Linked DNA regions of Mus musculus: region 2 is linked to region 1. Evidence: chromatin contacts called from ENCODE Hi-C or POLR2A ChIA-PET data. All regions are on one chromosome and are shown on one strand. Each heading gives the region's core, a stretch centred on a gene start or an enhancer-like site at or near the end of the contact. The rest is flanking DNA. Distances are from core to core; before and after follow the strand shown.

Region 1 (6,736 bases), core at 2,531-5,030:
TAAAGTCTGGGTCTTGGGTTGAGAGGGTACCAACAAGGGTTAGATGCTACCTGGTCACCCCAGCTGCGCACTCCCTCTCTTGAGCTATTTGAAACACTTGACACTTTAATTATGGGCGGGAGGATATGTCGCACTGTGCCGGGGGCACTGGAGACAGGACGGAAGCATCTGTTCTGGGGGCGACCGGACATCTCTGGTCACCGCCAGGTGCACTGTCTGGTTCCTCTCCCCACCTTTCTAAGCTCCCGGCTGCTTACCGCCTACTTCCTCCAGGGACCCTCCAGCTGACCTCAGGCGCCCACAGTCCCTAAGATGCTCCTAGTTAGGACTGGATTTTGGGGGGAATGGGTGGGTGCGGGTCTTTCTCTCGAATCCGACTTGGGGGATTGTTCTCAGCTGCTGGGGCGGGGATGCCCCATGGAGCCTGGAGCGACGCACCTACAGGCTAGGGCAGCAGCCGCCCACACCTCCTCCGACTCTAAAGTATATTTAGCCTCATTATCAAATGTTTGCAGTGAACCGAGTGAACCGCCTAATAGCGGCTGGAAGTGAAACTCGAATCCCAGCCAGAAGGAAGCACGTGATCTCTCCCACCAGAAAGGATCACGGAGGCGCGGGCGGGACAGGTGCGGTGGCCTCGAGCGCATGCAACCCCTCCAGCTCGGCTTGGTCTCTTGGTGTTCTTTGGAGGCCTGACACCTGAACCTCACCCCCTCACTCAACCCCTTCTCCAGAGGCTAAAATGAGGACTGTCACGGGTCCCAAGGGAAGCCGAGGCATAGGGTGGGGGTGGGGGGTAGTTTGAGCCGGCGGGTCCTTTAGGCTCTTGACCTCATGACTTAGCCAGTTCCAGTTTTCAGAGACCAAGAGTCTAGCGAGAACCAGGAGGAACAGTGGGGGTCGGGGGTCGGCTGTGGGGGTGGGGGTAGGGGTCGTTGTCTCACACCAGAGTACCTTGTAAGCTTTAGGGCCCGTGCCCCAGTCCCCTCAGGCGGCTGGCGCCGGGCTGCACAAGCTCTTACCACCCTCGCGCGGCCGCTGTTGTTGCGGTCGCTATGACGACGGGTCGCGGTTTTATTTTTAATAGCGGTCGGCGATTAGAGCAGTGCCTGCGCCCAGCTCCCCGTGGCTCCCGCGTCCCGGGCGATGAATCCAGGCCTAGCCTCATTCTGGTCCCTGATGTCCCCTAGCGTCTTCAGAATCCCTCCCGCCCGGCTTTGATTTCCAGCTGGGCGTCCCTGCTGCGCCAAGAGAGTAAAGGGAGAGAGAAGCACCGAACTAGGTGGGGTCCCCAGGAACCCGCAGCCTCCATGCGGAGGTGGTGGCCGGACAGGCGCGGCATCCCAGCAATGCAACCGGATCTTCTTCCTGGATTCTCACATCCACCGTCACACCGGGTCGTCGAACCGCAAAAAGGTGTCCTTTGGTGCTCTCTGCCTGTGAGAAGGCCGAGGGCTTGGCGGGACAGGCCGCGCAGAACAATCGGGATAAAACGGTGAGGAACTCGACTCAGGTCTAGAGTGGTCCTGGCAGTCGCCACCAGAAGTCATCCTCTTCAGAGCAGCATAAAGTTTCACCAGTACGGACAAGGCCTGGGCTTTCGAAGACCTCGAGGTGGGGCGCTTCTCAACGTTTTCCATACTCCCTCTTTAGGCCAAGAGAGGGTGTCCTCTTATCTCCTGAGCATCCCGAGGTGTTAGGGCTGGGGCGTGGTGATGGGGCCTACAGGCCTAAGGAAGTCTGTAGATTTGGGCTCCAAAGATCTTCAGCTACCCCCTCCCCCCACGCCCACCAGGTATTTGGAGCTAGGTGAGCCGCCCGTGTTGGGCCCTTCCAGCTCAGCCTTTGAAATGCAGGAACCCGGGAAGCTGGGGATGAAAGGCTCCTGCCCGGCTGCGCCTTTGTCTGGGGACAAAGAAGATTGGTGGGGGATTGGACCCGGGCTGGGTGCACGGGTTAATTCACATGAAAGGGAGTGAACTGGACAGGCTGTATCCAGTTGCATCCCTACCCTTGGAGCCCTCCATAGTCTCCAGAGCCCTAGGAGGCTAACTTTGGGATTTGAAAGGTCCACAATCCTCTAACCCGAGTTAAGGAGCTGACAGGACTGGCCTTGCCGTCGGGTCACATCCCACCAGGAATCCATCTCTCTCAATGGGAGAACCGTCCAGCCCTGATCAGACTTCTGTCCGCATGTGCCTTCCCCGCCACCCGTCTGTACTGTGCCTTGGCCGGAGGTGGCGCTCTGCGCTGCCTTGGATCCCAAGGTAGAACCCAGGAGTTCCTCACCAGCCGCTTCTTTTCTATCTTTCCTTCTATCCCTCCAGCTCCCCATTCAGGGTTCGGCTAGGCCTTCGGCCAGGGGCTAAGGATCTGGAGGGTGCAGGGTGTCAAGGTGGCGATGAGGCAGGAGGCAGCCTCCTCCCCGACCCTAGCCTCGCTTCCACCTCCACACAAGAGTGCAAGTTCCTCAATCAGGTGTCCCAGGCTTTGGCTCTGGGGCGCGGGCGCGTGGCAGCCGTCAGGTGAGTGCCCTAGACGCGCCCCTAAACCCGCCCCGCCTCTCCGCAAAGACTCACTCCCCCTCCTTTTATGGAGAGGGGAAGGCTGGAGCACTGGATCCTTACAGTGGGAAGCGGCCCGAGCGCCGGGCGGGGGCCAAGCCGACTCTCATGCCCTTTTTGGCGCAGCAGCTCTGGGCGCTGCCCTTTACTGCCGCTGGGGCCCGAGAGAGAGGCGAGCCAGAGACGGCCGTGCTTCTGCAGCGGCCTCCTCCCCTCCCCGCCCGGTGCCGCAGGATTGCAGCTGGCACTGAAGGGTGGGCAAGCTCGAGGGAGGGGCGCTCCGGGAGCCCGGGCGCCTGTGGGCTCCGAGCCGCGGGCGCCGAGCTTGGATGGATGTAGCTGCCTGCGTGAGCGCGTGTGTGGCCACTGCAGTGGCGGTGGCGGCCGGGCCCGATCTGGCCCGCGAGACCCCTGAGCGCTTCCGAGGTGCGGGTCCCGGGCCCGGAATCCGGGGGAGGCGGGGGGCGGGGGAGGGGGAGGGGCGCGGTGGCGGCGCTATAACCCCCTCCCTGTCGCCGGCCGGCTCCACACGCGCGTCCTGCGGAGCCCGCTCAACTCCTGGAGCCCGGCCTGCCTGCGCCTTCTTCTCCACCTCCTCCTCTGGTCTTCCCGCGGCTGCTGCTGCGGCGGCAGCGGCGCCAGCTCGGCCCTCCGCCCGCCCTCCGGCCCGCGCGGGCGGCGTAGCGAGGCCCCGGGCGGGTAGGCTGCTGCCAGGCGGCGCGGCCGCGGGAGCTGCCCGGCCCCGGCGGGCGGAGGGCGGAGCGCCGCGCCGTAGCCGAGGGCGCGCCGCGGAGGGGCGCACGCAGGCCGCCGGGCCGCGCCGTGCTGGGCCGCGCCGTGCCCGGCCCGGGGCGGCAGCGGCGAGAGGAAGGCCCGGGGACAGGCTCTCCGGACTGCCCGGAGCCCTCAGGGAGAGGCGAGGCGGTAGCTGGTACCGGGCCGAGAGTCCAGACAGGTGATCGGTGGTGCGGCGGGAGCTGCAGCCACGCTCCGCGGTCCCCTCCCGGGGCTGACGGCAGCAAATATGCGGATTTACCGGCCGGGTCGCTCCTAAAGCCAGCGACGGGGAGCGAGCGCGGCGGCGGCCAGCACGGGGAACGCACCAAGGAAGAAGCCCAGCCCCCGCCCTCCGCCCCTTCCGTCCCCACCCCCTACCCGGCGGCCCAGGAGGCTCCCGGAGCGACTCTGTTCCTCCTCCTCCTCCTCGCTGGCTTTGCACTCGCTGCTCGCGCCGAGCGCGCTCCGCAGGCTCCCTGCTCTCCGCGCCACCCTCCTCCGGGCCGCGCTCCCTGAGGGATGGTACTGAATTTCGCCGCCACAGGAGCCCGGCTGGAGCGCCCGCCCCGCGGCCTCGCCTCCCTGCCGAGCTTCCAGCGCCTCGGGACGCGATGAGGACCTGGGCTTGCCTGCTGCTCCTCGGCTGCGGATACCTCGCCCATGCCCTGGCCGAGGTGGGTGCCACCCCCGCGCCTCTGTCCCCTCTCGGCTCCCTCGGCGCACGCCCCTCTCGGCTACCTGTTTCAAGCTCTGCAAAGAGCATTTTGGTTTTGTCAGGGTGGTGTAATTTTTTTTTTAATCCCAACTGGGTTCTATTTTCTGCCATGCCCAAGTGTGTCTGGTGAGTTTCCAGCGCGTTGCGTCGCTCCGCCTTGGAGGGGGACGGGGGAGCCGCGAGGTGAACCCGTGGGTAGAAACTTCGGGGGGCTGTGGGTGCCTTTCCAGAAGGGGCAGCCCAAACGCAGCGGACAATGCAGTAACGGGGTGCGGGAAGCGGGAAAGGGGGTGTGTGTAAACTGACCGTGCTCTGGGAGGGGACTAGGGCGGGCAGTAAGCAGGTAGAGGAGGGTGCGGCCGTAGCCTGGGACTGGGAAGGGTGGGCAGCGCCCAGCCGCAGTCCCCAGTTCTCGGTCCCCAAACCCAGTCCGACGCAGGGCTGGAGCAGTCTCCGCCCGCCCAGGCCTGCTTACAGGTGGCTGAACGAGGCAGCTGGGGCCGGGCCAGGCGCCCGCGCCCTCCCACCGCCACCCTCCCCCCCACCCCCATTCCCCGGGAGCTTTGCCGTGATGAATGACTTTCCACAGCCCCTGTCGTGGGAACTTCGTGGTTGAGTCCTCCAGCGACCCTGACTCCCTTTTAAAAACCGGGACGGAGAGTGGGGGAGGCTGAACGGTGGGGGTGGTCTGGGCAGGGACCGGAGAGGCGCGAGGTGGATATTTAACCCCTTGCGTTCCCTGCAGCCTCTCTAAGCCCCGATGGATTTGGGCGTCCTAGTCGGCGCTAGGGCCGTGACTGGGCCTGAGCCGGGTGGGGCGACCCGGCGCGCGTGCTTGTAGGGGGTGGGGTGGGGGGAGAGGGAAGACCCTCTCCCCTGCGGGCTCAGCTCAGGATTCCCGGAGTGAAATTGAACCCTTCGGCTAGATTAAAGTGTTGAGGCTGCTGTGACTCCAGTCGTGGATGCGTGACGCATTTCGACCCTCTCTGTTTCTACATGTGGATTTAGCTATTAAACCAGAAACTCTTCGGGCCCCTGGCTGCCCCCAGACACCCTGGGGAGGCCAGAGCGCGGGTGATTTTTGTCTGAACATGTCAAGGCATTGTTGGGGTATTTTTATCAAGGTCAGACAGATAGGAACAGTGTGGAGGATTTAGGGGGTCCCATCTAGCCCCAGCCGATCCTCTGGCTCTAGGGCCTAACGAGGGTCCGGCCGGGCTGTGTGGCCCCTGGGGCTGGGCTGGAACCCTTGGGCGCGTCCTGACGGTGTGGTCTGCTTGCAGGAAGCCGAGATACCCCGGGAGTTGATCGAGCGGCTGGCTCGAAGTCAGATCCACAGCATCCGGGACCTCCAGCGACTCTTGGAGATAGACTCCGTAGGTAAATCGCGCCCCTGCCCTGCCCTGGCTGAGAGGAGGGCGCGGGCGGCGGGGCGGGCCGGCTGCGCGAGGAACCGTACCCTGCGCGCTCCGCCGGGCCGGGCGCTGCGCAGGAGCGCACCGAAAGGTCAGACTCCACTCGCCGGCCATAAACGCCCAGGCGTATGAGTCAGGCGTTTCTCTTGTAGTTGCCACTTTCTCTCCCAGCGGCAGCGGAGGGTTGCTTCGCTCACCCAGGGGTTGTTTTAAGTGAAACGCAGCGGGTGTGTCACTGAAAGTTCAGTTTTAGAGTGTGCCGAAAACTGCCAGGTATGCGGGTCAACAGCTGCTTCTGGCCCGGGAGCGCGGGAGCCGGCCCGGAGGGAGCGTGGCTGTGGCTAGTCTTCTCCTGGCCAGGGCCCCCAGAGTGCTTGAGGAGCTGGTCGGTCCGGGCCTTTTGTAAACTCCACTCCCTGGTGCCTTGATCGCCTGGGGCTGGGTCCCATAGGTGGGCGCAGGAGGCCGATGTTTTTTTCTCCACACCATCCTGTAAAAAGGCGCGCCTAGTACACGGACGCTTGGGGCTATTTTGGGGGCTTCCCGCCTCGGGCCAGAGCCAAGCCACTGTAGAAAACAATTTGTAAATGTAGGGTTGTATTAGACTCGGATGACAAGGGCTAAAATAAATGGGCGCGATGGGGATGGGAGAGGCAGCCTCTGTGCGGGGAGGACGTGGTCTCCTCCTGTCTTTTGTGATAACCTTTTCAAAATGAACACTTAGCCTGTTTTTTTGTTTTTGTTTTTGACACACTGGGATAAAATTTACCAGCTTAAAAAGAAATAAAAAGGCCCCAGTGAGTTTGTCAGGAGGAACTAAAGGGCTAAAGTGAAGAATTCCAAGTGACGATTTTCCCCCTCCTTGAAAACTTTTCAGAGAGGGCCGAGTGGTGAGAGAATTAAGTAAAATCACATGGTCTAGCCATTTGGAAATTTGTACCTAATTATGGTGGTGGAGAGGCCTGAACTGTTTTTGTTGCATGCCAAAAGCATTTTTTAACCAGGCGGCCCCGTTTCAGTAGTTTCTTGACCCAGGAAATCCTTGGCCTGATCCTTATCAGGAATGGCAGGCCTAGGGTTTCACTTGGATATCAAGAGCTGGGTCAGGGGGTTTGATCTGATCCCTTTTTGAGTAGGCCTGGGTGGGGGACTTGGCTTGGGTCACTTGGGGAAATACTCCCAGAGTTTTTGCTGGTCCCCAAAGGCGGACTGCTTTCCTGCCCTGCTTAGCCTAGGGCTGGGCCTCCTGCTGTCTGTATGTTGGG
Region 2 (6,507 bases), core at 3,744-6,243, 240 kb after region 1:
TATTACATCAAGCTATTGAGCTATGGGGCACCTGCAGAGTGAAGGACTCAGCATGTCCATGATGGGTCTGGATGAGAATTATCTCATCCACTGTGGTCTAGCACATCAGTGCAGGATCTAGTCAAGTATCCCTTAGATCAGAAGAACATTGGCTGACTCCAGGATGCCCCACCAGACCAAGGCCCACTCAGAGTCTAGATTGCTCCCCCATCAGCAAGAGTGCTGTTCATCCCACTAAGAGGTCAGGCATGCAAGCACTGTTATGTCTCCAGAGTAAATCAGATGTAAACATGTCTTGGGAGCCGGGGACTTAAGGTTAAGCACATGAAGAGATACAGAGATCCTTGAGTTAAGGCCCTGGAATTTTTCTCAGGGCCTTAACTCAGTTTTCTCTGATTTCTGAGCTCTTGAAATAGGCCAGGCATGAGTGAGAGTAGAAAACAATAAATCAAGCAAGCACCCACAGGGGGCTGGCCAGCTGTGGGGATAATACAGCACTTGAGCATCCTAGGCTGTCTGCACATATCTAAGCATGTCACCCTCTTCAAGGTCACTGTAGCAGATCTTTATTCCTAGGTTGCATTATCCACACAGGCGGCAGTACCCCTGAGATCTGGTCTCACTACTAGTGCCTTCTACTAGCTAGGAAATTGCTCTCCTGCTAAGCCATGCCCCTAGTCCCTCATTAGAAAATTCTAGACAGATGCTCTATCACTGAGCCACACCCCAGCCCCTCACTGGGGGATTCTAGGCAGGGGCTCTACCACTGAGCCACACCCCCAGCCCCTCACTGGGGGATTCTACTATTAAGCTCAATTCTCAGTTCTTTTTTCAGTTTTTATTTTAAGAAAGGATCTTGTTAGTTATTCCGACTGGCTTTGGACTTTCTATCTTCCCGTCTCAGCCTCCCGAATAGCTGGATGACAGGTTCCACCTTCACATCTAGCTTAGATAGTTCTTTAACATTCAGACTCTGCTCCAAAGAGAAAGAAAGGGGCACGCATTGTGGTTCCTTTATAATAAAGTACCTGTGCTAACAAGGACTATTCCTCACTTAGCCTGAAACCTCTGGACTCCACAGGTCAGGTGAGAGTGCACTCTCTGGCAGGAGGAAGGAGGGTGGGAGACCACTAACTTGCTCTTTTTTACCAGGTGAACTTGCCAAGCCCTGGAGGAAGCTGTGGGTCCAGGTTTATTTATTTATTTTTTTTATTTATTTTTTTTACCAGGCGAGAGCTCCATATACAGTGGAGCCCCAGACACCACTAAAGCAGTAGGTGCTGCAAGCAGGCAGCTTCTAACTGCTCCGTGTCAGCAATTGGACCAAAGCCTGTAACTGGAGGGAGCCTGTTAGCAGATCTGCTTTCAAGACACATGGCAGGCTCTGCAAGCACATGCAGCTGAGCACACCAGGGCCACCACTGCACAGCCCCAGCCCTCAGCCTGCCCTATGCCACCTCTCCATCACTGGAAAGCAGATAACAGCCTAAAACCTGCTCAGAAGCTGCTCCTGATGTACTGTTCTCGTGAAATTGAAAAACTGGATTTAAAAACAAAATCTTTTCTTGTCTTAGTGGATCATAAAGTCCTGGAGACATTCCTTTTGAACTGCTTCATGTGGAATACCCAGGCTCCAACTTTGTCCTTCCCTTCCCAGGTATGATCTTTGAATCCTTGCTGAGCTCCGAAGGGAACAGGTTTGGAGCCTCAGGCCCTGGCTAAGCTATGCAATCTAGCCTCCCCTGCGGGAGGTACAAGGGTGGCCCATGCATAGGTAATAGAAAGAGGTGCTGCAGCTACTATGGGTCATCAGGGTGTTCTTTAACAGGAGAGGGAGGGCCTACGTGTCTGCTTGTACCCTACCAGGGATCAAAGTGGTGGCCCTCACATGCCAGCATACCCTGCATTAGTAGGGCGGAGGTTTCATAGTGATGAGCCTTGAGGCATCCATTTGGCTCATGGAATCATCAGGGTAGCCACCCAAACACCCCAGAAAGTGTGGCTCCCTGCATAGGAAGGAGGCTAACTTCACACAGTCCTGGTGTATCCACACCAAGGTACTCTTACACCAAGGACAAGCAGGTGGCTACCTACCGACGCTGGTGATCTTCTGAGAGCCGAGGTCCCGCAGTAAGGCATCGATGGCTGGGTTGTGTCTGGAGTACAGCTCATACCGGTTGATGCCAATGTGGAATTTGAGCCAGTTGGGATAGAGGTTCACAGCTGCCTCACCAGTGGGCAAGAATTCTGCGCCTTCAGCACCTTCATGCGGCCTGCAAGAAACCAAGGCAGGCTATGGTCAAGTGTAGAAAAAGAGGCAAGAGGCCAAAGAATACGGGGTGCTGGTCCTGAGGGTCAGGGCTTGGGACTTTGAGTTCAAAGTACAGGTTCGCTAAAAGCTGCTTTTACACTGCCATGTCTGCACTTTCTTCCCCGGCTGCGGTTCCACCACCTAATAACATACCTTAAGGCCTATAATTCCTATTTACCCTCTAGAGACTCCACAGACAATCCTAACTACCACTAGCCTAGACCCAGAGTGTCAGCGCTATCCCAACACCTCTGTCCTGGGGTCACCAAAAGTGCCCCCACAACAGTGATGTCAGCTGGGAGTGTGTGAGAAGTGACTGTCCGTTCTTCCTGCGACCAGACGGCCTGGAAGTCACAGGCACACCCAGTCAGCCAGAAACCTCCCCAGCTTTCTGCCTTTGTTCCAAAGAACAGGGGCAGGAATGATGCACAGGCCTAAATCTGATTTTAACGAGTGCAGCCATAAGGTGGGGAGGACAGGATGATGGAGCCAATCACTCTAGCTCTGCTTTCTCTGGCCATGAGCTTGTTTGAATGAAGAACAGACCCTCTGGGAGTCTGCGAGGCTGGAGGGGAAGAGGGGCTGCTTTAGCTCTGCTTCACTGGCAGGTGAGGATCCTTCAACTCCAGTCTGTCTACACTAGAATCGAAAGGAGGGCTAGAGCCTTCCGAGATGCCACACCCTCTCCACTCTTTCAGCGGGCCGTTGCTTGATGGTTTCTGGCCAGCGAAGTCCAGAAGGAACCAAAAAGCTCGCATGGGCAGGCACAAGGCACAGGGCCTGGTCCTATTCCAGGGAGAGAAAGGATTTCTGAGGTTGTTTTGGACTGGTGACTCTCTCTCTGCTGCCCGGGGACCTTTGCAGGTTATTTGCTCTAGCCAGCTGGTGGTTAATATTTCACTCTGTTGGGCTTATTTGGATCTGTGCAGCTGTGGGGGTGGGGGTGGGCACAAAGCTCGGAAGACAACTCCAGGATGGTTTACCTTCCTCCAGGCAGGGTGGCCACAAAGGAAGGCCTCCACACTGCCAACAGCACTCCTCAGCCGCTTTTGTCCCCGTGACTGCATTTAAAAGACTTATTAGGTACATTCAGGCCTTCTGGAGACGTCCACCCTGAACAGCTCACCCCATCGCTCTCAGAGCCAGAAGCCCAACCCCTCCCAGGGGAAGGCTGCTCCCACTCTCCCTGGCTGGCTCTCCAACATATTCATTCATCTGCTTCCTCAGCCATCGCCAGGGCTGGCCAGCATGCTTCCTTGTAGGTGGAGCACTGGGCTCTCCTGGCTTCTGGTGGGCCGCCAGCTTCCCACACCAGGGCACTGGGAGCTTCCCAAACCGTTCTCCCTAGAATCATTGTGAAGACAAAGGCAAGAGGCACATCTGCCCCGCCCACCAGGGATCCCTACCAGCCTCTTCTAAGGGTCCCCCAAAGGTACACAAAATGCCTGGCGTGTGAAATAGCTTTCTAGTGGGGTGTCTTTATTCCCGAAGGGTCGGACGCGCTAGCCCCACCCCAAACCTCCTCTTCTCTGCTCACCAGTCAGGATTCTCTGCTGCCTTGGGGTTAAACCTGATGTCGCTGTTCACATTAAACAGGACGTCGTCCTCTGTCAGAGGAGGCACAGCCCCCTGGTAGAGAGGGTGCTCAAACAACTTGGCTAAGAGCGATCCGTCCCCGCTGGGGCCAGGGGGCGGTACCCGCGGTCGGGGCCCCGGGTCTCGAAGCAGCGGCCGATGCGCTGGGTCACGGGGTGGCGGGGAACGGGGCTCCTGACCCCGCGGAGCGTGATCCACCGGCTCTGCTGCAGAAGGCAGCTTCTCCAAGGAGTGGGAGGTTAGGTTAGAGGCTGGATCTGAGCTGAAGTCTTGCAGGATGCGCAGTGTGTGTTTGTTGGGCCAGCCTGCGTCGCCACCGGCGGACTCCCCCGGTCTGCTCCTTGCCTGGGCCCAGCCTGGACCAGCTGCCTCTGCTGCCGGCTGAGCGCAGGAGCAACCGGGCTCCCCGGAGGATCGCGTGGCGCGTCGGTCCAGCTTGGGTAGCAGGTCAACAGCAATGTGCAAAGCGCAAGCCAGTAGGAATACTACCAGGATGAGCACGCGAAACCTGCGCACCAGTATCATCTTCATGGCCGCGCAGGCCAGCGGGCTGGGGGGTTCGGGACGCGCGCTCCACCGGTGCCCCTCAGCTTGGCACCAAGCCCGCAACGACCCGCGGGTCAAGGTCCATTCAGTGTACTAGCAGCTAGCAGCTCGGGGGCTGTCCCCAGACTTGGACGTCGTGAAGGACAACCGCCACCAAAGCACCAGCTCTCCAGGCCATTTCGGGGGGCGGCCAGCGGCCCTCGTCGGTGGAGCGGGTGGCAGTGGTGACAGGGAACGCAGGGGCGTACGAGGGTCTCCGGGACGGCGACCACACTCAGCGGGCGTGTAAGCAGAAGGCGCGGCTGTTCATCCCGTCCAAGGCGCGACAGATCCGATCCAGAGCGCGGTGCTCCCGCTGGGCCATGCCGGGTCCTGGGCAGGCGACAAAGCGGCTCCTCTGTTCTGTCAGGCTGAGGCTGGGAGACCGGGCTGGAGAGACAGAGGCGAGAAGGGGAGCGCGAGGGGGCGCGCAGGGAGAGGCGACGATCTGGCAGGTGCAGCAGGCCGACCCGGAGCGCAGCGCCCGCACCGCCTAGCTCCAGGCGCCCCGCGCCCGGCCCGCTGATATCCGAGCGCGCCGGAGCCGCCCCCCGCGTCAGCGCCCGCAGATTGGCGGAGCCGTGGCCCCGCGAGGCCCGGCCGGCCCGGCGCTAGCCCGCGCTCCCCTCTCTCCTCCCCCTTGGCCGCGCCCCGCGGTGTCGCCGCGCCTCCTCCGCGCTGAGCCGGGAGCCAGAGAGGCCCGGCTGGGAACCCGCAGGCAGCGGTGGCTTCGGCCCTGTGCGCGCGGCTCTCGGCCTGGTAGCCTGCGTCCCTGAAGCTCCACGCGCCGCCAGTTGCAGCCGCACAGCTCCTCCCCGGCGAGTGGAGGCCAGAAAACAGGCCAAGTCCCTCCCCGAAGCCCGCGGGGCGTCTGCGCGGCCGGACAAGCTCCTCTCCGGGCGGTGTCCTGGCACCTCGGGTACCCGCAGCCCACTAGGTGGAGGACGAAGAGACGACGTTGCCACGCGGCGGAGAGAACGGCGGAGGAGCGCGTTGGGCCCCCGATCCGATGGGACTCCAGAAGCTCGGCAAGGCTGCCGGGCCCACCCCACCCCAGGGGACACGCCTGCGCCTTAACCCTGGCGGCGCCGCGCGGAGCCTGGCTGAGTGGCGCGGATGCGCGGGCGGTGGGCGGGGCGCGTCTCGCTGCCTGCCCTCTGGGATGCTAAATCGGGGTGCACAGTAAAAAGAGATCTGCTTTCACCACGTGGCTTCATTTGTGGCCACAGGGCTTCTGGATCCCCAACCCCTAGTAGGAAGTAGGAATCTCTGGGAATTTCTGCTAAAATTCTGGGAAGGTAAGCGTGAGAGGGTCAGCCACAGATCCACAAGCTGAGCAGACCTCAGGGCTTCAAGCACCTGCAGATTTCCACAGCAGCCCAAGCCAACTGCTGTGTAAGGGACTGAGGGGCGGAGTCTGTGCTCTACGGAGCCCCTCTTTGTCATGCTCTCTTGGCTGTGCTCCCCGGCCCTGGAATGCTCTCAGCTCGAGTTCTCTATGAATCAAGTGCACAACTCATGTTCTTTCTGAAGATTCAGCGACAAGTCTGTGTTAGTTGACGTTCAGTAGACACCCACTAGCTGCTTGTTAGGGACGAAGAGAGTCGCAGCCAGCTAGCTGGTCAGCAAAGGTGCCTCCTAGGCCTTTAGAAAGGAAGAGAGGGTGGAGTTCCACACTCCTGTAACAGGAGCTGATGCCTGTGTTGGGCAGCATAGTGGAAACCCAAGAGTGCAGTGGGTGGGGTCTTAATAGAGGTGCACTCCCCAAGAAGGTATGGCTTACATCATGAAAACTGAGGCATTCTGCATTCATCCGGCCCTCCCACTCACACAGACAATGAGTTTGTGTGTGGAGATGGTGGGCCTGAGGTGGGAGTAGGACGGAAGCACCCACAACCTGGGACCTCTGGAGAGAGACGAATGTCATCAGGGTAGAGTCACCTGCTCCTGGGAGCATCAGTTCGTGGGGCTTCCCATTGTCTCCTGGTGTCCTGGACAGTCCGTTCATCACAACT

What was found. A loop is a pair of places that touch in the nucleus more often than their neighbours do. ChIA-PET counts read pairs that join two places held with the same protein, here RNA polymerase II (POLR2A).
Region 2: a loop to region 1 is called in a map of Patski, with 2.1 times the contacts of the local background. The contact joins the promoter of Fam20c here to the promoter of Pdgfa in region 1. A Hi-C loop is called at or near these places in 1 of 37 maps with a recorded cell type or tissue (Patski). POLR2A ChIA-PET finds 5 or more read pairs at or near these places in 2 of 5 experiments (Patski and embryonic stem cell).

What each region holds. Positions count from the first base shown.
Region 1 is chr5:138,991,988-138,998,723 of GRCm38, reverse strand. It overlaps Pdgfa (platelet derived growth factor, alpha), which reads left to right and starts at 3,780. Exons shown (of 6, transcript NM_008808.4): 1 at 3,780-4,015; 2 at 5,340-5,436. The coding sequence starts at 3,953.
Region 2 is chr5:138,753,567-138,760,073 of GRCm38, reverse strand. It overlaps Fam20c (family with sequence similarity 20, member C), which reads right to left and starts at 4,993. Exons shown (of 10, transcript NM_030565.6): 1 at 3,849-4,993; 2 at 2,095-2,273. The coding sequence starts at 4,438.